Regions from separate parts of the Mus musculus genome. Here all the other regions are linked to region 1. The links are chromatin loops, found by intact Hi-C in ENCODE. Cell type or tissue: left cerebral cortex. All regions are shown on one strand. Links, peaks and the distances in the headings refer to the core of each region. The heading gives the core; the rest is flanking DNA. Region 1 has its middle 17 kb from the start of Gm32074. Region 2 overlaps Gm46120 (predicted gene, 46120). Region 3 has its middle 110 kb from the start of Adam10.

What was found. Peaks named below come from ENCODE experiments on the same cell type or tissue, not always from the same donor. Only the 100,000 strongest peaks of a DNase experiment are listed, where the experiment ranks them.
Region 2: a loop joins it to region 1, with 10 times the contacts of the local background. A loop is called at or near these places in 5 of 42 quality-filtered maps.
Region 3: a loop joins it to region 1, with 2.2 times the contacts of the local background. A loop is called at or near these places in 2 of 42 quality-filtered maps.

What each region holds. Positions count from the first base shown.
Region 1 is chr9:70,992,526-71,003,043 of GRCm38, forward strand. No RefSeq gene overlaps it. Among named protein-coding and RNA genes, the nearest start is that of Gm32074, 17 kb to the left of the region's middle. In left cerebral cortex, for the core only: no CTCF peak of the experiment used is centred there; DNase peaks (open chromatin) are centred at 5,775, 6,437 and 6,829; H3K27ac peaks cover 2,925 bases.
Region 2 is chr9:71,071,397-71,081,914 of GRCm38, forward strand. It overlaps Gm46120 (predicted gene, 46120), which reads left to right. Exons shown (of 2, transcript NR_168672.1): 2 at 4,741-5,129. Among named protein-coding and RNA genes, the nearest start is that of Gm46120, 7.5 kb to the left of the region's middle. In left cerebral cortex, for the core only: CTCF peaks have their summits at 2,668 and 8,007 (motif pointing left); DNase peaks (open chromatin) are centred at 2,663, 4,214, 5,033 and 6,247; H3K27ac peaks cover 2,771 bases.
Region 3 is chr9:70,783,922-70,794,439 of GRCm38, forward strand. No RefSeq gene overlaps it. Among named protein-coding and RNA genes, the nearest start is that of Adam10, 110 kb to the left of the region's middle. In left cerebral cortex, for the core only: no CTCF peak of the experiment used is centred there; DNase peaks (open chromatin) are centred at 4,972 and 6,817; H3K27ac peaks cover 915 bases.

The sequences.
Region 1 (10,518 bases), core at 1,124-9,123:
ACCCGAGACTTTCTGAGCAAAGGTGGATCTCCCTGGAGTCAGCCTCCCTGTGTGCCCTATGAAATCACATAGGATAAGGTTTCCTCCACTTTGTGGGTAAAAGGGAGGATTTATTTTTTCATTCAACAACAACAAAAAAGGCTAAATACCAATTGTGTAGATTTCTCCTAGGCTCACAAAAGTGAAGTTCTATTCTGAATATCTCTGCTGGGACACACCTCGTCCAGAAGCCTGGATGAACATCCCATCCTATGGAAATCTGCCCTGTTCTGTTCAGTTCCTCCCACACTCCTACTGACTCCCCACTTCCGTGGTCTTGCGTGATTGGCTGGAGACAACTTGTTGAGAGGTATCAGGGTTTTCTGTCTGTGGAGGAATTTCCCCAGAAGATGTTTCAGAAAAGATGAACAGGTGAGCTGTTCCATCTGCCCCCTTTCTCCCTGCCATCAGATTCCTAGAACTAGACAACCATATTCCCCAGAGACCTGGAGATAGGGGATAAAAGGGACAGATAAAGATAAAGGGACAGAGACAGACAGACAGACAGACACAGAGGTACACAGAGAGAGAGAGAGAGAGGGAGAGAGAGAGAGAGATAGAAATGGAGAGACACACAGAGACAGACAGACAGAGAGACACAGAGAGAGGCAAGACAGAAAGAGACAGATACAGAGGCACACAACAGAGACAGAGATGGGGAGAGATAGAGACAGAGAGAGAGATAGGGAGATACAGAGACACACATAGAGATAACTTTGGACCATTAGAGGAAATCACAGCTGAGTTTCACGAGTGCCATTCGGGGAAGAGCAGTAAGCAGGGGTGATGGATGTTCTTTTAATAAGCTGACATTAAGGTTCCAGAAAAACGTCCGTAGCCTTATTTCTCATATTTTTAAGTTTGTAGTTTTGGCTCACTCTGCATGCTAATCTCCTGACTTTATACGAGCACAAAGCCTCACTTGGCTTCTGCTCATGCTGGGAGCTTTGCTGGCTGTAAGTTTGGAATATCTTCAATTATGAAAAACATTTATTGAGGTTACACTCAAATGATTCTTGGAAAGCTCTGAGGTTAAGAGCCAGGAGGAGGAGGAGGGAGCAAAGCTGAGCCTCACAGAGGGACCAGGGATTCCAATGCGCCGGGAAAGTCTGGAGTGCAGGCATTCTGGGCCTCTGTGGGTATTGCAGCATCCTATTCAGATCCATTATCTGTTTATCCATGCATGGATTCATCCGGTAAACTGTCCTGAATGCCTCTTATGGGCCTCTTGAAGCAGAAAAACTCTTCTTTTCCAGATACAGGGAATTGAGGGAAATGGTGTGGGCAGCTACATTATTTTTACTGGAAGTCGGGGGAAATACACATAAGCTGACTAAATCATGTGTGTGTGTGTGTGTGTGTGTGTGTGTGTGTGTGTGTGTGTGTGTGTTTGCACATGTGTGCACACATGTGCTCATGTCCAGGCACATACCGGTATAGAAGATTCATAGAGAACATCACTGTGATGGGTAATTGTTAGACTCATCTGACTGGATTTAGAACCACTTAGGAGACACATCTCAGTGTGTCATGAGTGTGTCATGAGTGTTCTTGAATGGGATGGGGCTCTAGGCTGACTAAAAGGGGAGAAAGGTCTAACCCAGCAAAGCATTGATGTTTATCTCCCTGCTTCCAGACTGGAGATGCAGAGTGACCGGCTGCCTCATGCTCCTGTCTCCATGGCCAGTCACTTCTGCTTCCATACCTTCTCCTCATGACAGATGACATATTTTTTATCAGTTATTTTGCCACAGCAACAAAGAGAGAAAATATAATGGGAGTTCTAGAGGGTGAAAACCATGTAGCCCAGCCTTTCTTCAATTCCAGTCTGTGCATGAACAACCCAGTCCGGGGATGTTGGTTTTGTTGTTATTTATTATTTATTTGTGTGTAGGTACATGCATAGAAGTCAACTTTCGGGAGTGAGCTCTCTCCTACCATGTTCAGACTCAGGTAATCAGGCTTGGCAGGAAGTGACTTGCCTGCTGAGCCATCTTGGCATCCCAGGCAGCAGTTCTAACCAGTTCGTGACAGCCAGTGGGTGACAACATAGTGATGGTCTACAACTCCCAGAAGCAAAGGGACAGAGGCCTGGTGTTTTCAAGCTCTCAGGAAACAGACCTTAGACACGTATGGCCAAGTGTGTGTATAAACATTCAAAAATGAAACCTGCACATGGGCAACCTTGATCGAAGTGAGAGACGAGGGTTTGCTGGGGAGACTTCTTTTCTCCCTTCAAACTCACACAGCCTCAGGGAAACACCAGGCCGCCTCCACCTTCTACCCAGAGCTGTACAGCTTAACACTGAGCACAGCTGCGTTCATTGCTTCGAATGTGACCAGGATGACTGAGGAGTGGGATTCTATATTTGATCTAAATGAAAAGCTGAAGCAGTACCAGACATTTTTTTTTCTGATAAGTGCAACTTTTTAGGGTAGGGGCTGGAGAGATGGCCCAATGAGTAAAGATAGTTGGGTATAAAACCTCTCCAGGAAAGCAGAAATCATCTCTCTCCATATATTTTTTTCCTTCCACTGCTGAACCCTTGGTGTAAGAATCATGTTTAATACAGAGAAGGCACTCAATAAATGTTTGTTCTGTGAATGAAGATTTTGAGGTGGCTGTTTAATTTCATGGATTCTTCTCTGTCATAACCATGCTTCTCACAAGCCTCTCTGTGCAGATATATTATCTGCTCTCTTAGAATAAATTTTAACATCATTGCTCAAAAGGGCATGGACTATTTTATTGCTGTTAAACATTGCCAAGTTAGTCTCAGAAAAGACTGAACTAATTTTCAGTGTTCTCAGCAATGCCATTCGGCGCAGAACGTGGATCTCCTGGTGCCAGCTTTGGAAGGCAAGCAGAGAGAACAGCTAGGGTTTGGGAAGTTATTTAGCCTGCAGAGACTCAAACTATTTAAACTGTAAAACAGAGATAACTGTGTGAGGCTGGAAATGAACGGAGTAAATGCCAAAATATTTGCATGACAAATGAGGTTTATATACATTATTTTAGTTAAAAAGGGATTGAAATGGAAGAGGTAGAGATAGCTCAGTGGTAAAGTGTTTGCCAAGCAAGAGTAAAGACCTGAATTTGAACCCTAGAACCTACAGAAAAGCCAATGATGTGCACTTATAATCCTAGAACAGGGGAGGAGGAGACAGGAGGGCTCATTGGCCAAATAATCTAGGTGAATTGGCAAGTTCTCCATTTAGTGAGTGTGATGGTTTGTATATCCTTGGACCAGGGAGTGGCACCATCTGAAGGTGTGGCCTTGTTGGAATAGGTGTGACCTGGTTGGAATGGGTGTGTCACTGTGGGTGTGGGTATAAGATCCTCACCCTAGTTGCTTGGAAGTCAGTCTTCCACTAGCAGCCTTTGGATGAAGACATAGAACTCTCAGCTCCTCCTGCACCATGCCTGCCTGGATACTGCCATGCTCCCACCTTCATGATAATGGACTAAACCTCTGAACCTGTAAGCCAGCCCCAATTAAATGTTTTGTTTTTTGTAAGACTTGCCTTGGTCATGGTGTCTGTTCACAGCAGTAAAACCCTGACTAATACAGTAAGGGACAGCGTCTCAAAAGAAAGGTGGAGAGCAACTGAGGAAGACACTCGCTGTTACTCTCTGTGCTCCACACAGATGCACACACATGTGCACACACAAACGTGCACACACAAACATGTGCACACATTAAATAAAAATAGAACAGAGATCATAGATCTTCCATACAGTATCAGGATGTGAGTGGTGTTCTCTGTGAGATGGAAGCTTTGGAGGGATGGACACAGAAGAAACCTGAGCCATATATTGGGCTCCTGACAGTGATGCTTAAACTTCTAAAACCTGAGGTGGCTGGGAGAGAGAACTAGCCTCTTATTTTTATGCACTTGATTCTTGTGCTATGAAGATTTACTTTTAAATAGTTATGGGAGCTAATATCTCATGTGTGTCTAAGAACTTAATCCCAGGAATATTTTATTACAAAATGAGTTATGTTTCTTAGCAGACAAAGAAAAGAGTTCTGAATACAAATTCTCTTGGGCAATGATTTGACAGGTTCAGGAGTGGGGTGGGGTGAGGGCAGGGTGGCTCTAACTTGCCTAAGAGAGCAGGAAGAAGTTCTGCATGTGAATATTATTTTGGGGGCTCACTGGAGTGTGCCATATTCCACAGACCCTATGTGACTGTAAACCGAAGCCTCTGAAACAGTGAGCCCAAATAGGCATTCTGCTGTTTTATTAAAATAAGAGGAAAAAGGAGACTGAACATTGTGTCTGGACTCGCCTCTGCCTTGCTCAGACCTTTGGCAAAATTATTAGTGAGAAGTGGATGGACAAGTTTGAATTGTATACTTTTCCTTATTCAGTATCTCTACAGAAGATAGGTGTGCTTCTGCCTGTCTGTCTATCAACTATCAATTGATCTCCATCTACTATCTTATTTATCTATCATTTATCTAATAGATACATTTGTATATCTAATAGATAAGCAAATATTTGTCATATATTTTTGATCTAACATACATATATCTACTATCTTACATATCTATCATCTATCTACCTATATCTATTATATACCTGGATAGCTAACTACTATCTACTAATGTATGTATGTATGTATGTATGTATCAATCTGCTCTCTCATCTGTTATCTATCTTCTATCTATCTATCTATCTATCTATCTATCTATCTATCTATCTATCTATCTATCTATCTACCTACCTATCTATCTGATATCAATCATCTTCATTCACAGCAATTAGATGGAAAAAGAAATTGAGAGGAGCCTGGTTTGTCCCTATTCTGAAGTTTCATCTTCGGGAGAAGGTCAAGAATGGCTACGTCTGCTTTAGGCTATCTCTGTGTCATGAGCCAAGACAAAGCTATGATCTTGAAAAGACAAAACACTTACCTAGACTGCAGCTGAAGGGTGAGGCTGACTAAAGTCTGGCACCTTCTCGTTTGCTGGATTTGTGCAGCTACAAAGGGCAGAAAGGCTGCTTGCTTTTCCCAGTATCCCAGCTCAGGGCAGAAACACTTCAGGAAGCTACAGAGGGGATTTCTGGGCTGGGTGAGGGAGTCCAATCTAGATAATTGTGTTATCACTGATCCCATGTCTTTAAATTTGTCCTGAGGTAATATACCTTTTACTGGGAAGAGAGAAAGAGAGAGATACGGGGGCACTATTTAATAGCCATATGGAATGCCAGAAAGCCTTACAAGGGTGACTTGCTCTTGTCTAAACCAGGACACAGCAGGCAGATCATCTTTAGCTTGTGCACAGACCCAGACACCAGTTCTTTACCAAACTCCATGTATCTCCACATCCCACCAGCAGACCAGAAGAGACTGCCTACCAAACACACAGGCCATCTGTAGCAGGGCTGGGAGAACTGGGATGGTTAATCTTACTTGTCAATTATATGAACAGACCTCTGGGCATGTCTGTAAGAGATATTCAGATAGATTTAAATGCTATAGGAAGATGACCCCCCTCCTCCAACTACCATGGGTGTTGTTCCATGGCCTGGACTCTTAGACTGAATAGAAATGAGAGAGTGAGCTGAGCACATCTGCTTCAAGCCATTCAAGCTCCTGCTGCCTGTCTGTCTCCACCATGATGGGACTATACCCTCAAACTGTGAGCCACAATAAACCCATCCTCCCTGACTTCACCATTGCCATAGCAACAGGAAATGTAACTAGCACAAAGAGGAAAGCTGAAATCTCAGCTGAGCCATCCCTACTGAAAGGTTATTATCCGTTCTTGTTTCCTTTACAGAGGAGAGAGGAGGTCCGGTTAGCTTAATTCTCAGGATACTGTGGTGAGTAGACAGGACACAAGGGAGATGGAGATCCGGATCTAGCCCTTGCTCACTGTGTGACTTTAGTCAAGTCACTTGGCCTTGCTGAGCCTCAAATTCTTTTCTATAAAATAAGATTGGGACCAATTATCTCTAAGGATTTAGGCTCTCAGTACCAAGGCTTTTTAGGATCAGGGAGAATGGAAGAGGGCTGTGCTCCCTCCTTTCCAGACAGCTTTGTAATGGGACTAAGCATTTGGCCCTGAGTTTGAGAAACAAGCCTAGATCGGCTTGGTTGTGACAGACCCGTGGGCTTCCTGTTCTGTCTGTCACAGGGTTTCAGATTGTCACTCACATCTCCTCTCCAGGAATGTAGGTGCCATGTGGTCGAAGGACAAAGTCCTGGTGATAGGAGGAACAGTGACTGTTGTCACTGGATTCTCAGCATCCAGTTTCCCTACACTTCTGGCTGGTGAGTCAGGCTGGTGGCCCTGATGCCTGGCAGTGGGCCCCGCCCAACTTGGTGAGTGTGTCAACACCAGGATGGGGTAAATCATAAGAAGTCCATTTTTAGCTAAGAGTGAAAAATGAAGTCACTGGTATAGCAACAGAAGATGCCAGCTGGGGACACAGATGGGAGGCGACGATGTGTGGAAGGGTGGGGCAGTTATCCTCGTGAGCCAATCCCCAGGAGGCTCGGGCTGCTGGAGTTGAAGTAATTCTGGCAGTGTGATGGGAAAGGGACCCCGAAAGAGGTCTTATGGGAGGAACCACAACAGGCCTGTCCTTTTCTAAATCACAGACCCCAGCGGAGGCTCTAAGCATCTGCGTGCTCCAGGGAAATGGGAAGGGGGATGCTGGAGTCTCAAATACATGGACTTTGCCATCTTCTGCTCTATTTTATTTTAGGAGCAGAGCAAACAGAGTGGGGAGGATTTAACCGCCTGTCTCCTCTCTCTTCTTCTCCCACTCTGGGCTGGACCAACATGTCTCTGAGGCCTTTACATTTCCACCATCCTGTAGTTCCTTGCTAGTTTCAAAAATAACACATTCTGGGGGAACAGAGCATGTGAGAAAATTGCTGATATTTTAAAGATGAAGTAGCACCATTTCAGTATAAAAGGGGGAGATCACACCTCTATTCCGTGGCTTTTAGCTGGATGTTGATCCTGACACCATCTTTAACCCCACACCTGTTTCCTCATTTGTGAAATGAGTGAGGTAGTGTTGCCTAGCTCAGGGGCTCTGGAGGGTTTAACTGGATCGTGAGGGTCGGGGCTTGCTCAGCACTGCTGGCCAAGTAAACCCAGCACATCTAGGAGGAATCAGAAGCTGATGGGCCGTAGCTCTCTCAAGGAGACAGTGGGAGCTGGGTGGCTACCCATCCATTCTCCCTTTCTCTGCTTTCCTGGGTGTACTGGGAGGCTCCCCTAGATATCTCAGGGTGAGCTCTGGGGTAGAGCTCCAAGAAGGGAATCCCCCTTGGGGTTTGGCTGGCTTTAGCTGCTTCCTTCTCTGACTCCATGTGTGGCCATGTGCATACAAGCGCACATGTATGTGCGTGCATGGTAGGTGGTGTTTACTCGGGATACTGTCTACCATTTTTTTTTTGAGACATGGTCTCTTACAAGCCTAAAGCTCACCAAATAGGACAGGGTGGGTGGCTGGCCAGTAAGTTCCCATGGATCTGCCTGGCTCTACCTCTTGAGCACTGGAATTACAAATGTGCTTCGCCATGCCTAGCTTAAAAAAAAATGTCAGTTCTGAGGGTGGGTCAGATGCTTGTACTTGAAAGGCAAGCACTTAACCAACTGAGCCATCTCCCCAACTCGAAGCTGTCCTTTTCTTCTTCTGACCCTGCGTGTGTGCTATACCAAGAGGGGGGACAACTTCAGAAAGCACACCAGGACCCAGAGTGGGAAGCACAGCTGCTCATTCATTCATTCATTCATTCATTCATCCAGCAAAGACCTTGTGCCGGTCTGTGCTTTTCTCTGCACTCATGGCTCCATTAAACCTGGGCTTTGCCCTCTGTTATAGAGAGTGGGCTGGGGACAGTCTTCAGTCAGGCCCCCCACTTCCTTCTCTCTTACTCTTCTTGCTCCATGGTTCACCACACAGTTGATTCTTACTTGAAGATGAACTGTACACCCCACAGGCATCCCTCACATTGGTTGAAACTCCAAGAATAGATGAGATTGTTAAAGCTCAGACTATACATGGGAGAGAGTCTCTGTCTCTGCAGTGAGAGATGTCAAGGAACACATGTTTGAGGATTTGGGGTTCAGGAAGCATGGCAAGGGCTAGGGTGTTCCCTGATAGGTGGGGATGTTAGGTGGGTGGCAGGGAGGTCCAGTTTAGGCTACTGGCAGGATGCATTTCTCTGATGTAGGGATGCTCCGAGCAGACAGTCGCTGTCAGGTGGCATGTAGGGTAGTGAGCAGGGAATCATGGCAGAAATTAGCATCTCAGACCTGGTAACAAAACTGGTATCTGCTCAAACTGAGGCAACTTATATTCCTTAAGAGTGGAGCAATGGAGGGACTCCAGTTCCCAATCAAGACAGGCCCAGCTGTGGGCCCAGGTATGGCTCTGGCAGGTCCAGCACAAGGGAAATGCCTGGCAGAGGCTGGGACTGGGCTGGCTCTGATGTTTCCAGAAAAAGCTAAACACAAGAGTGTTTGGAAAGTGATCTACTGACTGGTAGTCCTCACTTGGCAGACATACAGTGATCATCTCTTTGGGATCACTACGGGACATCTATGGAGAGAACACCCCACTTGGAGACAAACACACAGACTTGAGTCCCTTCAAGAATATTTCTGGCTGACAGATGTCTGTGTCTTCGAGTGGCCTGGTCCTGGCCACAACGCTATGCATGAGGAATGCACAATTCTCTCTCCATATTATAGATGCGACTGCTGTTGGCCAAGATCCAGGGTATTACCTATAGCCTGGTGTTGCTAAGGCTCTCAGGGCCCTTTTCTCTCTATTGAGAATGAGTACTCTCAAACAAAAATTGTTTGGATTTAAAAAAACATTTATTGTTTTTGTGTGCATGTGTGTATGGATGTGTGTATATGTATGCACATGAATACAGGTACCTGCAGAAGCCAGGGAGGGTGTTATACTGTCTAAAGCTGGAGTTATGGGTGGCTGTGTGCTTTTTCACATCGGTGCTGGGAACCAAACTCTGGTGCTCTAGGAGAGCAGTGAGCACTCCTAACTGCTGAGCCACCTCTCCAGTCCCTAGTTTGTATCTTGAACATCTTCCAAAGGGCCCAGGAGTTAAAGGCTTTGTCACCTGTTAGGGGTGTTGGGAATTAATGGAGGCTTTGGGAGGTGGGGCCTAGTAGAAGGGAATTAGGTTATTGGGGGCATGCCCTTGAAGGACATATCAGGACCTCAGCTCCCACCCATTTCCTGGCTACCATGATGTGAACAGTATTCTTCAACATGTTCCTGCCATGATATTCTTTCTGCCTCTCCCGCAGGCTCAAAAGACCATAGAAAGGCAGCCAAGACTGAGACATGATCTGACACAACCTTCCTTCCTTTCAAACCGATTTTCCTGGGTGTTGTATTACAGTGATGACTAATAATGGATTTGGAGCCAAAATCCTGTCTGTATCCCTATCAATTTGTGCAGAGTTGGAAAAGTTGTTTAATCTCTTCAATTTTCATTCTCTCTCTAGTTACTTGGCATGTTCTCTTGATTATTATTGTGCATTGTATATTCATGTGTGCACACATGATTTGGGGTACACTTGCATGTATATGTGTGTATATTTGTGTGTGCATGTATATGCATGTATGTGTATATGTCTGTATGTGTATATATGTATGCATATGTGTATGTATGTTTATGTATGTATATGTGTAAGTATGTATGTGTATATATGTGTGTATGAATGAATGTGTGTACATGTGTATATATGTGTGTATATGTATATGTGTATATGTGTGTGTATATGTATATGTGTATATATGTGTACAGCTATGTATGTGTGTATGTATGTGTATCATGTGTATGTGTTTATATATATGAGTATATATGTACATTTGTGTATGTGTGTATTTGTGTTTATATATGTATCTATGCATATATGTGTATATATGTGTGTATGTGTATATATGTGTGTATATGTGCATGTATATATGTGTAGATCAGACACCAATGTTGAGTGTCTTGTTCTGTCACACCCATCTTATTTTTTGAGACAGTGTCTCTCACTGAGCCTGAATTTCACTTTTCTACTTAGACTGGCTGATCAGACAACTTCCAGGTCATGCCTCCCTCACTGGGCTCACAGTGCTTAGGTCTGACTTTTACATGTGTGCTGGAGCTCCTACCTTGGGTCTTTATGCTTGTATAACAAGTGTTATATTCTCTGAGCCTTCTCGCCAATCCCCTTTTGATTATTAAGCTGCCAGCACTGGCTTCAGTAGTGGAAGACATTTTATTCCTTCTTTTTGCTTCCCTTCTGTCAAAGATACTTGGAATTAATTTGTGATTAGTGTGGGTGTATGTTCAAAGCCACCTCCTCTATTAGACAGCGGACTCCATGAGGGCAGGCATTACACTGACAACCGACTTTTTCAATGGTGCTACAGAGCCACAGTACTTTCAAGGATTCAGAGAAATGTCTTAACCTCAGTTTCCCT
Region 2 (10,518 bases), core at 743-8,742, 78 kb after region 1:
CTTTCATTCCCTCCCACAATTGCTCTCCATAGATCCATGACCACTCCATGAGCATGCTCACCTGTCTCTCCCCTCCTTCTCTGCCCTTCTCTCCCCTTGTTCCTATTTACAGAGATTACATTCTTCAGGTAAGGGTTGGCCAGTAAGTGTTTGCCTTTGAGCCCACCGGCTCACTTCTGTGCTCTCCTGGGCCTGAGGACAAAACCTCACTTCTCTTTCTCCACAGAGAACCACTCTGGTCTCCAGCTAGGCGCTGAAGCATCAAGGCTGTAGATTTTTACTCCTATACAGAGTTATGGCCAAATTTTCCTGTGCTCAGAAGGCCTGGCCTTTGAGCCATTCTATCCAGGTGGCCTTTTGCTTTATTGCCTGCCAACTGAGGAAGGTCTGAGCCACAGAGAGTCTGTCAGTAGCACAAAATTGCCTTGACTTCCTAAGACTCCTATTCTTAAAGAGACTTACAAGCCAGTCATGTAACATATATCTCCTCACACTGTACAATTAATTGTACATCAGAACCTGATCATTCTGTGTCACCAGTAAGTCCCAGCTGTCCTGAGTCCCTGCCTCCACTGCTGTGAACACAGTCATTGTTCTAGCCCAGGCTACTCTGCCACCTTCGCTTACTGTCTGTTCCCTCTCCTGGTTTCCGTGCTGCCCTTCCTCCTGCTCCAGTCTCCTAGAGGCACACAAGATAGCTCGGCCAGCCAGGTGTCTCACGTCACCATGGCCAGCATCTGCTGTACTCCTGGAGGGTTTGGAGGTGGCTCAAAACTGATCTTGGCTTTTGAGGACACCACACATCCTCCTGTTCTCTCCATCATAAGCAGGTGGCAGGTGTGCACTGCAGGATATGTGAGTAGCGTCACGCCTGACAACAGGGACTGGAGAAAGAATACTTGTGCTGAAGAAAAGCTTAATTATGACTGAGCCCGACTACATGAGAGAATACAGGAAATGGATATAATATATAATGAATGTAGCCTGCTCGGGAAAGCAATTCCAAAAATTATGTTAACATTCTCATCTTCCCCCAGGGGCTGCCCCTTTTCAAGTTATCTTATTTCCCTCTCTCTGAATTATGAGCCTGGATGGTTACTCTGCTTCTGATTCAAAGTCACAAACTATCTGTGCCTTCCTGCAGAGATGTGAGAGGTGAGCTACTTCTTCAGCTGGGCTGATAGATCCTTCCAGAAGCTTCAGCTGCTGCCCTTGCTCACAGGTCCGACCTCTTGTCACCTGGGTGAGGCTGACTCTTTCTAGTCTCCTTGTCACTGGGAAGCCTCACGTGGGGTGGAGGGGGCCCAGAGGTCAGTTTCAGCCTCTCAAGGTGTTGACGGGGTGAACCAGAGACTTCTCGGTGGTCCTGTCTGCTTGCTGGTGCGATGAGCCACGTGGTCCTCATTGCCTCTGTACCAGCCCATGCTTATGTCACCACTGTGTTCCCTGCGGCTTGCTAAGCAGCAAGGACACACACTGGGGGGGGGGGGGGGGGCTGGGAGTGCTTCAGTATGCAGAGTTTGTGAGGCTCGCCCAGATGGAGTGGCCCTTGCATTTCTTCTGCTAATGGAAAAGAAATGAAGGTCTTGAAGAAAGGGTTTGAAATAGTCATTTTTTAAAATTTTCTCTGCACAGGTGTGAAACAGGGTTGGGCATCCTGGGATAGATGGCTGCCTCCCAAAGCCTTCTTACCACCATCCTTCAAATTCTTTTCATTGCTCTTTATATTATATCATATTACATGTATTTTTTATTTTTTATTTTTATTTATTTTTTGCTTCAAGACAGGGTATCCTGCAGCCCCAGCTGACCTCAAACTGTACGCTACCAGAGATGACCTTGGTTTTCTGATCTTTATTCAGATGGACCACAGAGCTCTGTGCCGTGAGGCTAGCACTCTACCGACAGGAACACACCCTTAACCCTCACCACAGGAAGTGGATATAATGAATACAGACTTCTCGGGGAAGCAATTCAGAAAATTATGTTAACATTCTCATCTTCCCCCAGGGGCTGCCCTTTTAAAAGCTTTGCTGGTAGAGAAAATTATCTGGACAGGGGCCTAGCTTGAAACTGGGCTTTGGAACTTTTTTGTCCAACATAATTGAGAGATTTTTGAGGGTTTCACCCTTAAGCAGCCTACGGATTGAGTGATTTATTTATATATTTTTGCCAAAGATATTTGTGCTAAAAAGAAGCACTGAGAGACCAAAAGGGAAAGATTCTCCCATGCTCTAATGTGTAAAACCCGTGCAAAAACCTTTAAAATTGTTGTGCCTTAAGCTTGCTTGCATCATACTATTCCAGCAAATGCTCTAGCAAGGCAAGGAGCAAGAATCTATGATTACAAATTGTCCCAACAACTGGAGTGGGGGCTCACTCAGTTGCCTGCCTGTGGCTTCTGCTTCCCTACCTGGGCTGCTCTGTCTAGCCTCAGTAGGAAAGGATGCGCCTAGTCTTGCGACTAATCACTTGAGGTGCCAGGGTGTGTTGGTCCCCTGGGAGGGACCTCCCCCTTCTCAGAGGTGAAGGGGGTTTGGGGAAAGATCTGGGGGGAGGGAAACTGAAAGGAGATGTGGGGTTGCAACTGGGATGTAAAGTGAATAAATCAATTAATTAATGGGGGGAAAGCCCACAAATTTGGGTTCCCCACTGTTTGAAGCCATATCTGTCACAGACCACAGCACTCTGTCACCACCTGGTGGTAGCATAGGCTCCTTCCACCGAGTGTGCCCTGTGTGTGTGTGTGTGTGTGTGTGTGTGTGTGTGTGTGTGTGTGTGTGTGTGTACAGGTAGAGTTTGTGACTTTGAATCAGGAGCAGAACGACCATATGGATTCATATCATAACACACATGTTCATGAAGAGAAACTGAATCTTAGAAAACAAATTGTAAATATATAAATTTGTCTCATATGATACTATTGCCCTTACTTAGAATATATGATCCGTCTGGGGCAAAACTATTTTATATAATATTACATCCCATCTCATGGAAAGCTTCAAACTTACAAAGTGAGTCTCAAAAGTAATTGAATATCTTAAAAAGATATGAATGTTATAAGCAGACGTTATAAAGAACATGATTTGTAAAAATATCAATGTATAGAATGTATTATAATAATAATCAAGTAGAACATGTAGGAGATGTTTTAATCAGATGTGACCCATTATGCCCATTATAATGTTGAGTTCCAGTTAGTAGGCATAATGTTTAGTTACCTTGTGGGCTATTTTTGGAAGATTTATTTTTATTTATGTGTATTATATGTGCTTATATGTTTACATGTATACATTCTTGCAGCTGCACAAGGAGCCCAGAGGCAGGCATCAGCTGTCCTGGATCTGGAGTTATAGGTGGTTGTAAACCACCTGATGTAGGTGCTGGGAATTGAACTCAGGTCTTTTTCGAGAGCAGCAAGTGCTCTCAACCACTGAGCCAAAGGTCCAACTCCTCCCATGTTTTTGAGGCACAGATTCCCTATGTAGCCTAGCCTGGTCTCAAACTTACAATGATCTTCCTGTCTCTGCCTCCTGAGTACTGGGGATTCCATGCATGCATCACCAAGCTCTGCTTTCTCACATGTATTTTTTTCCTCATTATTTTCTTATTTCTTATGTATATGAAGCAATTGACAGTCCCAGAGTTGTTTTGAATGTCAGCATGTGTGGCATGTGTAGAAGACTCCAGTCTATTTGAGCAGTTTGATATCTTCCCAACCTACTTCTGGTGTGTGTGTGTGTGTGTGTGTAATTTTACTTTTCCAAGTCTTAACTTCCTGGGTTGGGTCTGTAAAAATCATTGATTCTATGTCACTGGGTTGGGGTGAACATCAGATAAGATACTAAGTATTCATGTGAATACGCTGTGCATCTAAGGCATCACTGATGCCTGGCAAACAGAGTCTGGATTCCAAAGCTGCCCTTTTGGCCTCAGCGACTCAGTGCCCTCCTTTCATAAGGAACCCAAGTCAAAAATCTCTGGGACATTCTCCTCCTCAATACTTTAATTCTCTTTTAATCCTCTGGTTCTTAACTTTTCCAGCATGTCTCTCAAGCCCCTCCCCCATTTCCCACATCCCAGCCTTAAAGGATATTGGAGGAATGGGAGGGTTCAGGAGGGACAAGCAGGGTTGGAAGCTCACATGGTTATTGGGGGAGGGTGGGAGAGGCAGAGCTGAGCAAGAAGAGTATTCCAGAAGCTGAGTCATCCCAGATAAGTTCCAGGAAGATAGAGTTAGGTAAGCAGAAGAGGGAGTCTGAGAAGATGTGGTCCTGTCCAAGATGGGTGAAAACTGAAATGACATCCCAGGGACATGTTCATCCCTTTGCCTGCACTGGGCCAGGCCTCTCTGCATGGAGGATAACAACTGGGATTGTACATTTTGAACAGAACAGAGCACATATATTTCTGGAATTTACACAGAGAGAGAGAGAGAGAGAGAGAGAGAGAGAGAGAGAGAGAGAGAGAGAGACAGACAGACACACAGACAGACACACAGACAGACAGACACACTTTGAAATCTTCTAGAAGGAAGTTGAGGGCCTTCAGATTCAATGCTCCAGATTACTTCTGTTGACTTCCTTCTGTATAAGAAGCGTAGAATCACCACTTCCTTTGCTCCTGCTGTGTTGTTTCCCCACCCCCTCCTCAGGGAAGTTGCTCTTCAAGAGGCCCTATGTTGCTGGACGCCTCCATCACTGTGCTGGAATTGGACTGGCTTTTCTTTTCTTTTTCCAGAAAATGAAGAGTCGCTTTCTTTTGCGCATACTCGGGCTGCTGCGGCTCCAGGTCGCTGTCTGCCAAAAGCCCACGCTGAGATTGAACCTTCCAGAACAAAATGGCAGCCTGCCCTCCGATCTGGAGTACAACTCCTCAGTGCACCTGCCTTCAGAACTTGTGTCACCGCTGGAACGTGGCAGGAGCCTCCATCCTACGTTCTCATTGCCTAACCTAGCCTTCACAAGGCTGGCTTTGGAGATTCGCCAGCTGCAAACATCTTCCCAGGGCATGCCCACATTCCCGTGGTGTACCTGTGCCAAGGGACAGGGGAGGCTTTGAAGCATCTGGCTCCAACTCCCAGAACTCTATAGGAATCTTGCCCAAAATACAGAGATTACTGTCTCCGCAAGTATTTCAGGCACGGGCTCTTTTTTCTAAGGCTAAGAAACCGTCTCTGCAGATACTGCAGGCTCATGCAGCACCTTGCGTGCAAACCTAGCTGAAGCGTTCCCTAAGAGATCATTGCCAAGAAACATGTTGTCTCTATAGATAAAATTCTGGCACGAAGAGGAAATTTTAAATTACCTAATCTATCACCCTCTCCTCCAGGCTTGGTGCTAGACAGCTTGAGCTTGAATTCTTTGTTCAGATGCTCCCACCCTTAAGTCCACTACCCAAGTTACAGCTCTCCTTCCTTCTCCTCTCACTCTCCTGTGTCTCCCTTTCCTCTCTCCCTCTCCTCTTCTCCTTCCTTCTTCCCTCTCCTCTCCTCCTTCCTTTCCCCCTCTCCCTGTCTCTCTTCTTCCTCCATTTGCCCCTCCCTCTCTTTCTCCATCCACCCTCTTCTCCCTTCTTCCCTTCTCCCCATCCTCCTCCTTTTTCTCCTTTCTCTGTTGTTTTTTCTGTTGAGCTATTTGTCCACCCACCCACCTATCCATGTATCCATCCATCCATCCATCCACCCACCCACCCATATCTTCACTTTTGGGGAATGCACTAAGTTCCAGTGTATATTAGGCCTCAAGTTCTCAGTGGAAACAGTAACTACAACTGCTTAAAACAGGATTCTTGGACTAAGGAAAAAATAATCTGTTCAGAGCCAGTTTCTTCACATTGTTGAATGTACAAATTGCTCAAACCAGGAGAACCACCAAGCAGACCAGAATCTGTTTTTCCTCTATTTAGCAAGGGAGCCAAGCGCCACACAGAGCCCTAGAGAGTAGGTATATCTGGCAGGACAGAGCTCCTGTGTCATAACCCTCTCTTTCTGTGGTAAGACACTAATGAGTGCCCAGGCTCAGCCACATGCCCCACCCTGCTCTCAGGCCTCCTGGTCTGGGTAGTGAGCTCACTGCTGCTTGGTCCATACATTCTCTCTCCATCCCAGTTCATTATCTAGAGTTTCTAGTACTTGCAACCAAGAACTCTGACTCATCTACCCAGCAAATTAATTAACTCAGTGATTCACTCGGCCAACATTTCCTGAGCAGAACACCCTGTGAGGTGGGCGTTATTTGTCTTTATTTTATGGATGCAGAAACGGAAGCTTGAGGAACGTAAGTTAGGGAAGTAAACAGCAGAATCTGGCATCTGGTATTTAAGATGGCATTCTCTGCTTTTCTGTGAGCTTGCTACAGGCAGCAGGGTGAAGGATTCATCTCCAATTCTAAAGGAATTCAAGATTTGGTAACTGGGCAGCTACATTCACATCCCAGCAGCCAGCTCCCGAGCTGGAAGCAGGACTCTTGCCCTGGCACAACCTAGATGAGATTTCCAAAGATGCTTCAGTGACGGGAGTGTCTGGAGCCCAAGCGCAAGGGGGCTACTCTGGAAGGATTTATTTATGTTTAATGTGCATGGGTGTTCTGCTTGCATGCATGTCTTTGTACCACACTCAATGCCTGATGTCCTCGGAGGCCAGATTAGAGCATTGGGTCCCCTGGACCTGGAGTTATAGAAGTCTGTGCACCACCATGTGGGTGCTGGGAACAGAACCTGGGTCCTCTGTAAGAGAAGTAAGTGCTCTTAACTGCTGTGTCAGCCCTCCAATCCCATGTTTAATGTTTTTAAATAGTGGAAGCCAAATGAATCTCAAAGGCTAAATTTTAAATTTATATTTTTGAGACTATAATTTAATTACAACATTTCTCCCTTCTCTTTTCCTTCCTCCCAACCTTCCCATGTTCTCTCTCTGCTCTCCTTCATTTCCTAGGCCTTAAAAAGAACTTGTTGTTATTGTATATATATATATATATATATATATATATATATATATATATATATATATATATACATATATGTATGTGTATATATATGCATATATGTGTGTATGTGTATATATGTATATATACATATATGCATGTGTATGTATATGTATATATATGCATGTGTGTGTGTGTGTACATTCCTAAATATAACCTGTTCCATTCATATGTTACCTGTATGTATGTTTTCAAGACTGACCACTTGGCACAGAATAACCACCAGTCATGCTCTTCCTGGGGAAGGGGACCTCTTCCTTCCCAGATTCCCTCATTTGCCTATAGTCTCTGTGTAAGATTGAGGCCTTGTGGGCTCAAAGGCTAAAATTTTAAGCAAGTGCAAAGCGTGGCAGAGTTGTAGAGGCAGGACCACAAGAATTTAGCTCCTAAGCTGTGACTGTTGGGGTGTGGTTGTTGTGCTGTGGTGGATGTAGAAGAATTTTCATCTGAGGAGGCATGTGCTGTAATATTTAATGATGAAATGTCACAAATGTCTGTGATTTAATGAAGTATAATTATATATGCATGTGTTTCCTCCTGTCTTTCATCAGCTAAAGGAGTCAGGAAGATGAAGCAGACAGGATACAGATGTCAGTCACTGGTGGGTCCAGCTTGGGGGTTATTGTTAGCCCCAGGGCTCTCTCTTTTCTATAGACCTAACTTTTTTTCCCAAATAAAAAATTGGGGGATAAACATCTGGCTACAGAACATATAATATGTAAAACTTTGGACTTTGATCTTTGAAATTTCCATTCTGTAAATTGGAAGAGAGCAAACCTAGAGGGAACCAAAGGTGCTTGCTGAGGCTGCAGAGCCAAACAAGGGGCAGTTCTGTCCTCCCTGCTTCCTCTGCCTAGCTGCTGCTCTCATGAAAGCCAGCCTCTCTTTTTGGACATGCAAGATTATCTTTAATGTTTTTCTAGCGCTGTGCTGACTTTACCGAGTCACAATGGGCTGGCCCTGGCAGCGCTATCTCTCTCTTCTCAGGATCAACATCTCCCTCTGGTGCTCATTAGACCTCTGTGCTTAGTTTTCTGGTGCCCGAGTCCCCCACTCCAGGCCTTTGACTCTGTCCCTGCTTTCATAGCACTGTCCCCGCTACAGACGTGTGGATCAGTCTGTATTCGTGGTCCTTCATATTCATGGGCTGCTTTTCCAAAGGTTCCTTGGCATTACTGAACTAAAATGTAACCAAATGAAGTCATTGTGGTGGCATGTTGGCTATCTTAATTGGGGTCATTACCTTTAAACGAACTGCTATCCTTGAGGAAGGGACAGCCCCAGTCTCCAAAGGGGTAAACTCCCCTGCAGATGCCCTAAAAGCACAAATCTGTAAAGTAATCACCGTGCTGAACCTGCACAAGAGTGTTCTACAAAGTGGGTCAACAGTAAGAAATGGATGTTTCCTAACCTGTGTTTTTTCCCGTGGAGGAGAGGAGATGCTCACTGGAAACCAAGCAGGGGGCGCTTGCTCCCAGGCTAGAGGACTAGAAAAAGTCAAGGTTTTTAAAAGGAGTTTGAGTCAGGGCTGGGGAAATCGCTCCCTTAGTAAACTGCTTACCATGAAAGCATGAGGATGTGAGTTGGATACCCCAGAACCCACATTTTTAAAAAGCCTGGGTGTGAGGGCACATGCTTGTAATTCCAGTGCTGAGCAGGCAGAGACATGTGGACTCCTGGGCTCACTGGCCAGCCATCTTAGCTTGTTTGGCAAGATGGTGGAAGGCACTGGAGGAATGATACCAAAGGTTGTCCTCTGGCCTTCATTTGGTATCCATGCTTCTGCACATGCACATACATATTTATACACACACATACACATATGTACAGGTACACATAAAGGAATATGTGCACACTACATACACATACACAGGTGCACATATACATACATACATGCACACATATGCACACACACATATGCATATACACACATAAGCATACACAGTCATACCTCCCACAAAGGTACAACTTTCTCTTGTCCCCCTACCTGTCCCTACCTACCCTTTTCTTTTCAATTTTCTTTTTTTTTTTTTTAATTGGGAGGTATTTATTTATTTATTTTTTCCATTTTTTATTAGGTATTTAGCTCATTTACATTTCCAATGCTATACCAAAAGTCCTCCATACCCACCCACCCCCACTCCCCTACCCGCCCACTCCCCCTTTTTGGCCCTGGCGTTCCCCTGTACTGGGGCATATAAAGTTTGCGTGTCCAATGGGCCTCTCTTTCCAGTGATGGCCGACTAGGCCATCTTTTGATACATATGCAGCTAGAGTCAAGAGCTCCGGGATACTGGTTAGTTCATAATGTTGTTCCGCCTATAGGGTTGCAGATCCCTTTAGCTCCTTGGGTACTTTCTCTAGCTCCTCCATTGGGAGCCCTGTGATCCATCCATTAGCTGACTGTGAGCATCCACTTCTGTGTTTGCTAGGCCCCGGCATAGTCTCACAAGAGACAGCTACATCTGGGTCCTTTCGATAAAAACTTGCTAGTGTATGCAATGGTGTCAGCGTTTGGATGCTGATTATGGGGTGGATCCCTGGATATGGCAGTCTCTACATGGACCTTCCTTTCATCTCAGCTCCAAACTTTGTCTCTGTAACTCCTTCCAAGGGTGTTTTGTTCCCACTTCTAAGGAGGGGCATAGTGTCCACACTTCAGTCTTCATTTTTCTTGAGTTTCATGTGTTTAGGAAACTGTATCTTATATCTTGGGTATCCTAGGTTTTGGGCTAATATCCACTTATCAGTGAGTACATATTGTGTGAGTTCCTTTGTGAATGTGTTACCTCACTCAGGATGATGCCCTCCAGGTCCATCCATTTGGCTAGGAATTTCATAAATTCATTCTTTTTAATAGCTGAGTAGTACTCCATTGTGTAGATGTACCACATTTTCTGTATCCATTCCTCTGTTGAGGGGCATCTGGGTTCTTTCCAGCTTCTGGCTATTATAAATAAGGCAGCTATGAACATAGTGGAGCATGTGTCCTTCTTACCAGTTGGGGCATCTTCTGGATAAATGCCCAGGAGAGGTATTGCTGGATCCTCCGGTAGTACTATGTCCAATTTTCTGAGGAACCGCCAGACGGATTTCCAGAGTGGTTGTACAAGCCTGCAAACCCACCAACAATGGAGGAGTGTTCCTCTTTCTCCACATCCTCGCCAGCATCTGCTGTCACCTGAATTTTTGATCTTAGCCATTCTGACTGGTGTGAGGTGGAATCTCAGGGTTGTTTTGATTTGCATTTCCCTGATGATTAAGGATGTTGAACATTTTTTCAGGTGCTTCTCTGCCATTCGGTATTCCTCAGGTGAGAATTCTTTGTTCAGTTCTGAGCCCCATTTTTTAATGGGGTTATTTGATTTTCTGAAGTCCACCTTCTTGAGTTCTTTATATATGTTGGATATTAGTCCCCTATCTGATTTAGGATAGGTAAAGATCCTTTCCCAATCTGTTGGTGGTCTTTTTGTCTTATTGACGGTGTCTTTTGCCTTGCAGAAACTTTGGAGTTTCATTAGGTCCCATTTGTCAA
Region 3 (10,518 bases), core at 1,040-9,039, 210 kb before region 1:
GAAGCTAGGCAATGGGGTACTTAACAATTCAGCATACTGTTTTTTTCTACCTATATTTAAATGTTTTCATTAAAAGTGTTTTAAATATGGATTGAGTTCATATAGAGAGGTTTACTCAAGGCTGTATTTATAACCTGTATTCATGATGAGTTTCATAATGATTTTTTAGTGGAATTAAGCTTGAACCAATCAAGCTAACATGATTAATTATATTCTGCTCCAGTTCCAATGAATGATTAATTGATTTTGAGTATGAGGGTAAAATTTGAAACTATCAGTCATTTGGGAGTCTTCATAAGCAACTGTTTGATCCCTCCTTACTTTCACAGTATTGTGTGACTTGCTAACTACTTAAGGAAAAGAACTGTCTTCTGTTATACATCAGGAATAATGGTCAAGTTACCACAGTAAACTCACAAACTGTATTTTGGGATAAATGTTAAGTAGCTCAGTACAGTAAACTGGAGTCCCATCTTTCTTGTTTAAGTAACACTGATCCCTGGAGGTTCAAATGTATCTTTTAAAAGGTATCCTGGGGTTGCCTCCCCCCACCCCGACTATAAGGGGATTAGAATAATTTGGCATGATGTGGGTTGTCTGTCATGAAAAGTGAAAAAAATGTTTTCAGTTTTCACTTCAGGAAGGCTGAGTCTGCTCAGTAATGCTGATAGACGGGTTACTGTGCTTGTCATAGCGTGTTTTACTGGCCTTTTTCCCCTCTGACTTGGGCTTCGGAGTTAACCTTGTGTGTTACTGACTGTCAGCTTTTACAGATTAAAGTGTTGTATGTTACTCATGTTTCCTAATTTAGTTCTGTGATAGTCCTGGTACCCATATTTACATCTTTGTTAACACTTTTCTGCCCCCTCTCACCATATCAGCAGGATAGAAATTCTGTCCTATACTATTCATAGTCGCTAAACTATGTGGACTGGTTATTCATTTCAGTCACTCACTGGACAGATTGTTTGAAAAATTATTTACTTTAGTGAGAGATGGCTCAGCAGTTAAGATGGCTGCTCTTTGAAAGGACCTGCTTTTGGTTCCCAGCACCCACATTGTACCTCACACCCAGCTGTAAATCCAGTCCCAGGGGATCAAAGGATGTCTTCTGCCTCTGCTGGCACAGGCATTACAGGCATACATACATGTAGGCAAAACACTCATATACAGAAAACAGAAAAAGTACCTTTTAAAACCAGACATTAAAAAAATTATTTTAAATACTTTGTATTCTTTGGTAGTTTTTACATGTTTATAATCACCTACAATTGCTAGGCTCCAATTCCAGCATGTACCCTGTCCAGTTTCCTGTTTATATTCTTTTAAAATAACATACTGTGTCCACTTAGTGCTGCCTGCATGAGTATAAGTAAGCCATCAGTGGCCACCACACACACACACACACACACACACTCACACACACACACACACACTTCCCTATCACCCATCAATTGTTAATAACTCCTCAGCTAGAGAGAGAGAGGCTGCCTCATGGCTGCCTTCCATATCCATGATGGAGTTGTTGACTGCCTGATCTTGTGCAGGTGACCACAGCTGCTAGAAGACAGCATTTCCCAACACTCCAACCCACTTTCTGTGATGCTCTCTGAGCCTTGTGGCGGCTGAGTGAGTACTCAAGTCACTTGCGTATGTTGACCAGGTATGGGTCTCTTCACTGACTGCTGCCCATTGCAGAAGGAAGCAGCACTATTCTACAGATATAAACACTTAGATGGCAGCTTCACAACATGTCCACTTATCAAAACAACAGTAGTGGGTTCCCCTATTATGGCCCATGTCCTCCCCACCTGTGGCCCTTTGTCCAGTATCAGGCATAAATCTTCTCTTATTTATTCTGGGGTATGTGTGTGTGTGTGTGTACACAGCTTTAAGGAGTCAGTTGTAGCCTCCCACCTTGTTGAGGTGGGGTGTTCGTTTTTTCTGCAGTTGCATTGATCTTTCCAGGCTTTCCGTTAGCTTCTGGGCAATTCTGCCTTTGCCGCCCATCTTGTCGTATACTGGGATTAGCCATAGCCCCACATCTGACTTTTTTTATGTAGACTCCAGGAATTAAACTTCAGGATGTCTGTTTTGCATGGTAATCCCTTTTATCTGAGGAGCCAGCCCCTGCTGGCTCTGAATGGGTTATTTTTTAAGGGCTTGTTGTGCAAGGCCACTACTACCTAAGAATAAAGTAGTGAACTTAACCATGTCCTTGTCCTGGTGGAGCTTGTGGTCCAGTAGGCTAAATAGATGGTAGTGTTAATCAAGCACGCATGGAATTAAAGTGTGCCATCCCAGCTATGGTAAGTGTTGAGGGAGGAGGCAGGGCCTAGTTAGAAAGGGAAAGGGTGTGCGAAAACATTGCTGGAACCAGAAGGCCGAGTGAGGGTTAAATGGTGTGCATAGTGATTTTAATGATACTGGCTTGGCTGTATGCTGGCCATTATGTTGTTAGATGTAACCCTAGTCATTTGGAATCCTCTAAATGTTTTTAATGTTTGTTTGTTTGTTTCTGCTTGACACTTCCATTTGTGAGCAGCTAGGAGAGTAACCTAGCAAATGTCATGCTTGGTGATTCTCTTTAGGATGTTGGCCTAGTAGTCTAGGAGATATAAAAGGCCCTTGGACTTTTAAACCATGTCCTCAATATCATGAATGCTATAAACTTGGGCTCAGGACATGGAGCCCTCCTGCTAGACTAAATGGTGTACCTCTCATTTGCTGTCCCCACCTCCCCAATCTACTCATTTCAAGTCACATACTGCAGCATTTGGTCAAACTCTTGACAGAATGCCTTACACTCAGAGGCTTTGGCAAGTCCTGTTCACTCACTGACTGTGGTTTTTCCCTGCAGCCCTTCAGGGCTGGCATGTAGAGGTCAGAAGGTGCCTTAGAGAAGTGGTCTTGGCAGTGAGTGCGGCTACTGGCTGAGCCACCTCAACAGCCCCTATAAAAGGATTCAGAGCAAAGCCGATAACCCCAAGACTCTGAGTGTAGGGATCAAGCACAGTGACTTCCTAACATGAAGAGATGGTGAATCGAGGATGAAGGATGCTGGGGGTTAAAGTGTAAAGGATGGTGTCAGTTGCTAATTGCAGCAGTAGCTACATTTATAGCTGACAGAATCTGTAAGGAAGGAGCTGATGGGTCATTACCTGTGTGACCTTGCAAAGGTAAGTAAAGCTCTTAGTCTCTCATCTGTGAAACAAGTATAATATTAACTGCCTTAAGGAAGTGTGCTGAAGAAAGAATATATATAAGGCACCTTGCACGGGGTGGGGGTGGGGTACCCAAATACCAACCTGTGTTTGCATGAATAACTGCATATTGAGCTAAGACAAATTCCTATTAAGTCCCTTCTCAAATGTGCTTAAAGGATGGTAGATCTGTGGTTAGTCCAAGTCTAGGAATAGTCATGAGTGTCTTCTTGTCTTCTTGTTGCCAAAACAACTTAAGAGAGAAGAGGTTTACTCGGGCTTACTGTTGAGGGGTCTGGTGCATCCTGGAGAGAAGCCAGAGCAGCAGGGGTGGGAAGGGACTGATCACGCAGCACGCACAGCCAGGAAGTGGCTGCTCAAGTGTCTCTGTCCATTTTATATAGTCATGCCTCTGGGTCTTCTGCCCAAGGGATTGTTCCTTCCAGAATCAAAATGGGTCTTCTCACGCCAATTAATATAAGGGATATAATTCCCTTCACACACTCAGAAGTCCAAAACTGATTCTAGATCTCGTCAAGCAAGCTCACAACAGGAACCATTTTACCAACTTTCTGTTGTAACAAAATACCTGAGACAATCCACTCAGAGAGAGGAAAGATTTATTTTAGCTCACTATTTTTGTTTGGTTGTTTGCTTGCTTTTCTGGACCAAAAGCATAATTTTGAGCTTTGGATTTTTCAAGAGATGAGTTGGATAAAGCAGGCATCATAAGCGTTTGAAAAGAAATCCAGAAGAGCATGCGTGTGACAGAAGAGACAATGGAAAGTAAGGAGTTTCTGAGATGGAGAGGGACTTGTATCTGAGTTCTGGGAGGCATCAGTGGTGAGAAAACGTACTCGCAGGCAAGCTCCAAGAACAAGAGAGGAGCAGGAGAAAGACCTGTGCTGACTTTAGTCTGCTCACTAACTGTACTGCAACTACAACCTGGAAACTGGCCGTCCCGGAGGGGAAAAAGGACAATGTAGAAATGGACCTTGGCAGACCTGCAGCTTGGCCCTCCACTTAGACACTTCTTGGTTATTATTCTTGTTGTTTGGTGGTTTTGTTGTTTGTTTGTTTTGTTGTTTTGAGATGAAGTCTTACTATGTAACCTTGCTTGGCTTGGGACCCACTCTGTAGATCAGGCTGGTCTTGCACTCAGAGAGATCCACCTGTCTCTGCTGTCCAAGTGCTGAGATTAAAGGCAAACACCACCACGCCTGGGTGTTGCTTTTTTCCTAAGTCAGCACAGTGCTGACCTCAGATTTACTGTGAAGTAGTCAATGTCTTTGAACTTCTAATCTTCATGCCTCAACCTCTCAAGTGCTAGGATTACAAGTCTATCCCAACACACTAGGTTGCTATAGTGCTGAGTATGGAACCAGGGCTTTGTGCTTGCTAGGCAAGCCCCCTGTCAACCAACCTACTCCCCCAGCCTCTGCCTCACTAAGTTTTACAGAAAGATCAAAGAATGTTTCCATTTCCTTTTACTTGGTGGTGGTTAATTAAATTCCATGTTTACAGAAGAGTTGGGAAGGTCTAAAAGAATATGAGATCTCAGAACATTAAAGCAAAAACAGAAGACTGAACGCAAATCAAGATATATCTCAATACCTGCTATTCAGACAAGAGATACTTGTTCTTCTGTCTGTGAAGGGCCTTTGGCCTGCCACTCTGCAAAAGTCTTTTCCCTTCTTGAGTGGATCACATCGCCATCTGCCTCGACAACGCTTCTATAGTCTGCTACTAAAAATAGTAAGCGAATCTCAGCAGATCTGGGCATGGGAGTGGGCGGGAAGAAAAGAGACATTCCAGTGCTCTCCCATGGAGAGAGGCTATACTTCTGGAGGCGAAATGAAAGCAGTCTTGAGGTCTGGTGTGAGGAATGAAGCAGGGGAGGAACAGAATATTTTGGTGGGAAGAAATATGTGTCTAGTTTTCATAACTTGGTAAAAAATATTTGGTTGTGAGCAACAGAAAGGGGAAAGTACCCAAAACTCTACAAAAGAAACCAAATGAAGGAGATGGAAAGGGAAATTTGATCTATGTATAACAATAAAGATAAATGAAAAGAATAAACAATTAGTAAAGGAAGCCAGTAAGATCCTGAGGTCTCATTATTACACTAAGTATAAGTGGGCCAGATTTCCCCATTAAAGTTAGAGACTTTATGTTGAGTAAAAATTTTAAATTACTTATCTATAATGTATCTAGAAAAATATTTTAAAGGTTTAACATTTTTAAATTTATTTGAGTAGGGTGCATGTGTGTGTGTGTGTGTGTGTGTGTGTGTGTGTGTGTGTGTGTGTGTGTGAGTGAGTGAAAAGTGAGGTCAGAGGGCAAATTGCTGAAGTTATTCTTCTCCTTCCATTATGTGAATCCCAGGGATAAAACTCAGAGTAGCAGCTTAGCAGCAAGTACCCTCACCTACTGAGCCATCTTGCTCACTCCAAAATAAAGTTGTAACTTTTAAAAAAATGTTGACAGTGAAGAGATAAAGATAGTAAGGCATAATGAAAGTGGGGATAGTGCAGTGGTAGAGTATTTGCCTACCTAGTGTGAGGGCCCTAGGAGTTTGGGCTTAAAACCACTATAAAATGCATTATAAAGAACATTTTATGAATCAGAACCACATTAATAAGCTTATGATAATCAATGGAACTGCAAATACAGTTTAATAAAAATGGAGATTTTAAAACTTTCAGGGTTGGTTCTGATTTATAACCAACAAACTATATTTATTTATTTATTTATTTATTTATTTATTTATTTATTTACTTACTAAAAAGTCAGGCTTGGACATCATGACCCTTTTGCCTCAGCTTCCAAGTGCTAGAATTATAAATGTACACCACTATAATCCAGCTAGCAAACGCAGTTTATTTCATATATATATATATATATATATATATATATATATATATATATCTACATATATATATGTAGATAGATATATATATGTAGATAGATAGATAGATAGTTGTAAAGTAAAAAACAGAATTTTTTTCATATACCCAATAAAACATTGTAAGGACTTACAATCTACTTGATTACAAAGAAAGTCTTGAGAAATTTAGAAATTGTTTGTCTTTATAGCAACATTCAATAAAATTGGAAATTATTTAAAAATAACCAAAATAGCTTAATTGTTGAAGAATTAAGCTTAATTAATTGAGCTTAATTAATTGAGAAATTCATCCTTGATAACCTTTAGTATAAAGAAGAAAATAAAGCAAGCCCTTTAGATTGTCTAGAAAACAGTGAAAAGAAAACCATTTTTATATAAATCCATGCAGAAGAATATGGACAGGCTTAGAAACCACTGTCATCCAGGAAGAAAGACTAGGGGCTGGGGAGATGGCTCCATAGGAGCACTTGCTTACCACTATAAAGACCTGAGTTCAAATCCCCAACACCCATGTAAAAATCCTTGTGTACCTGTAACCCCAGCATTATGGAATAGACAGAGGTGGATCCCAGAATCTCACTGGTAAGCCAGCCTAACAGAAGAGAAGAATTTTAGGTTCAACAGCAGACCTCATCTCAAGGCAATAAGGCAAGGAGCAATGGAGAAAGATGTCAGCCATTTTGCTCTGGGTTCCTCGTGAGCACACAAGGGTACACACACTCGTGTTCTGTCACCATATGCCAACACACACCACCTCACATTCACTGTGCTGGAGTTGAGCCAGCCTTTGCTTATGCTAGGCAAGTGCTTTGAGCCGCTCCAGTCTATATTTGCATATATTTTAAAGAGTAACTTTAGGAATGCAGAGGAATGCCACCATTCTCCTTAGTTTTCTTCCTGATCACAGACTGAGTTATTGAACTTTAAATCCGACAGAGTTTACAGACTGACCCTAAATTTAATATTGAACAAAGCACTGTGTCTGCTGTCCATGGTCAGTGGCTTATGGCCATTCCAAGTACCTCAGAATTGTTCTAACCGGAGAGTTCTTGCTTTCTGCTTTTATGGTAGCCTTTATTTTATTCATTATTATGGTCGTATGTCTCTCTGAATCTTTCTTGCCTGAAGGTGCTTCACAACTCTTTAAAAATGAATGTGATGTGTAATATAAAAGCTGAGGTTCTAAGAATGTTACAAGCAAAAGCACAAAATATATGGTTTTACAGCTATAACCTTTTCTTTAATTAGCAAGGATTAAGGGCCAGCAAGATTGCATAATGGGGTAGAGACGCTGCCAAGCCTGATATCCTGAGTGTGACCCACAGAACCCACTTGGTGGAGGAGAGGACCACTTCTCAAAGTCCTCTGACTTCTACATATGTCTCTGCCCACTCTGCCACAAGTAAATGAACATAATTTCTAAAATTGTTGGGTGTGGTGACTTATGACTGAAATCCCACCATTCAAGGGGTTGAGCCAGGACAGTTATCTTGAATTCAGTGCTAGCTGGGACTACACAGTGAGATGCTGTATCAGAAAAGCAAAAACTCATTATAAAAGAAGGGCATGAAACTAAAGAGGAACTAATAGAGCTGGAGAATGAGGAAGGGGAGGAAGAGGAAGAAGAGAATGGGAGAAAGGGATGAGAATATAGCATATGCAAATGTGAACACGTCATAGTGAAAGCCTTTGGTGCAATTAATATGTGCTATCAAAGATTTACCTTCCAGCATACTATCAAGACTAAAACCTCAGTTCATGGCTGTAGAATCAATATGCAAAAAAAGTCACCTCCCTTAAAGATATTGGCTGATATCATGAAAATAAGAGGGTTGGCAAGATGGCTTACTTGCCACCAAGCCTCATAATCTGAGTCCTATCCCTGGAGGCCATATAGGGGAGAAGAAAAGCCATTCCTGGAAGGTGTCCTCTGACCTGACACATGAGCTGTTGGCATGATGCGAACATCTATGCACACAATATAAATAATTCATAAAAAGGCAATTAGTACAAAAGTTGAACTATGATCTTAGTAAGTGATACCCAGTAATGGAATAAGCAATGCACTGCGGCTATGGGAGTCTCTATTCTAGGAATGCAGTATGGGCCAGCATTAGGAAATACATGAATGTAATTTATATTACCTTTTAAAATATTCATTTTTAGTATTAATTGTATGGGTGTTTTGCTTGGATATATATTTTTGTACCTGTACCAGGACAGGATGCATGCTCTGTGCCCACACTGACCAGAGGAAGGCATCATATTCTCCAGGACTGGAGTTACAGATAATTGTGAAACACCATGTGGGTACTGGGAAGTGAACCAGGGTCCTCTGGAAGAGCAGCTAGTGCTCTTAACCACTGGGCTATCTCTCCCCAGACCTATTTTTTAAAAATCATTTTAAAATATGTGTGTGTGTGTGTGTGTGTGTGTGTGTGTGTGTGTGTGTGTGTGTGTGTACATGCATGTGTGCAAAGTGAGTGCAGGTGCCCATGAAGTCCAAAAGAGGGTGCACTGCCTTCTGAAGCTGCAGTTAACAGGTGGCCCTGAGCCATGTGACATGGGTGTTGGGAACTGAGCACAGATTCTCTGCAGAAGCAGTGTGTACTCTTAACTCAGTTATATATAATTATATAACCCTTTCTAAACCTTATATAATTAACAAAGGAGGAAAACATACTATATGGGCAGTTCCTAAATTTTAGCAGCAGCAACGAATAAAAAATAGAAAAATCCTTAAATACAATAAGGCTTATTTGCCAAATCCCCCAACAAAGCTCTAAATGCAAAGTCTACTATGAGGCATATTCAGATTGTAGTGAATCAAGTAGTGCCCACCATGGGTGTTAATGTCATCTGGAAGGTTCTGAAAAACCCTGGAGTGTGAGGATGTGGAATCAGCAGAATACGTGGTGTTAGTAAGGAGATGGTTATTCACCATGAGATCCTAATTAAAAGAAAAAAGCAACTAGAATTGGCATGTGTCACATGATTTGATAAGATGAACAGATACAGAATAAATAAACTCAAAAGACATTCCATGTATGAACAATATGTCCCATGAAGTAGAACTGTAGTGGTTTCACTCACAACAGCAACCAAGTACTTTTTTAAAACGAAAGTTTTAGAAAAGAATATGTAATATCTTGTTGAACATGAAGCAATGTCTGAACAGATGCTAAACATATAGTGTTCCTGAGCAAGTACTCATAGAAGAAAAGGTTAGTTCTATATTTATCTCTATACTTATCTGATGCCCAGTTAGAAAATTAACAGGGACTACAGATAAATTTGATAGTTACCCAATATTCCATGTGAAAGTCTGTGAACATACCACAGTGTCTATATGCTAGTAAGGGTTTTGAATCCACCCGGGCATGGCAGCTCGTGCCTGCAATCCCAGCACAGGGGGTGGGGGGTGGGGTGGGGATGGGGTGGGGGCGGGGGCTGAAGTCAAGAGGATTGCCATGAGTTTGAGGCCTACCTGAGCCACACAGTATGCTCCTGATCAGCCTGGCTTACAGTGTAAGGCTCTGCTAACCAAAACAAAAAGATTCAGAAATCATTTGCGTGGGTCTAGAACAGGAACATGGATGCTAAAAGATAAATATACTTTTGGTTTATGATAAATGTAAGATTGTAGCTCTGCATTGAAAAGCAAATTCACTTCAACACATGTTGGCTTCGTTTTTATCCAGATAGAAGAAAATAAAGTTTGGCACTCTATCCTTGTACCAAATACAAAAGTACATTTCAGATGGATTAATGCCTATAGGGGATTAAAAAAAAAAAAAACAACTCAGGAGAAAAATCTTTATTTGGTATAAATTGTAATTCAGTAGAAACAGAAGTGTTAACTAATCCAGTAACCTATGTAATACAGGTTTTCTGGAGTTAAAAAAAAAAAAAGTCTACTACTGTTTAGCAAATAATATAGTTAAGACCAGCAGTGGAGGGGTTGGTGAGATAGCTCAGCTGTTAGCTGCTAAAGAGTACTTGCCCTCTTGCAGAGGACCAGAGATTGGCTCCCTGCATGCACATTGTAAAGCTCACAACTGCTGGTAACTCCAACTCTAGGGGGGTTTACAGATGCACGCGCACGCACACACACACACACACACACACACACACACACACACACACACAGAGTGAGAATGACAAAGACAGAAAAGCAGAGAGTCAGAGATACACAGAAAGAGACAGGACATAGAGAGACAGAGACATAAAGTAAAATACAGGTAGATTTGGGAAAATATTTACAAGGAAGCCAAAATATAAGGGAATGGTGTATTTAATGAAATGTGTAGTTCTTGCAATATAACAAGAAGGCCTGTTTTATGGAAGGATAGAATCAAGTGACTCACTAATAAACACAGGAAGCCCCTAAAATTTAGCAAGAGGTGT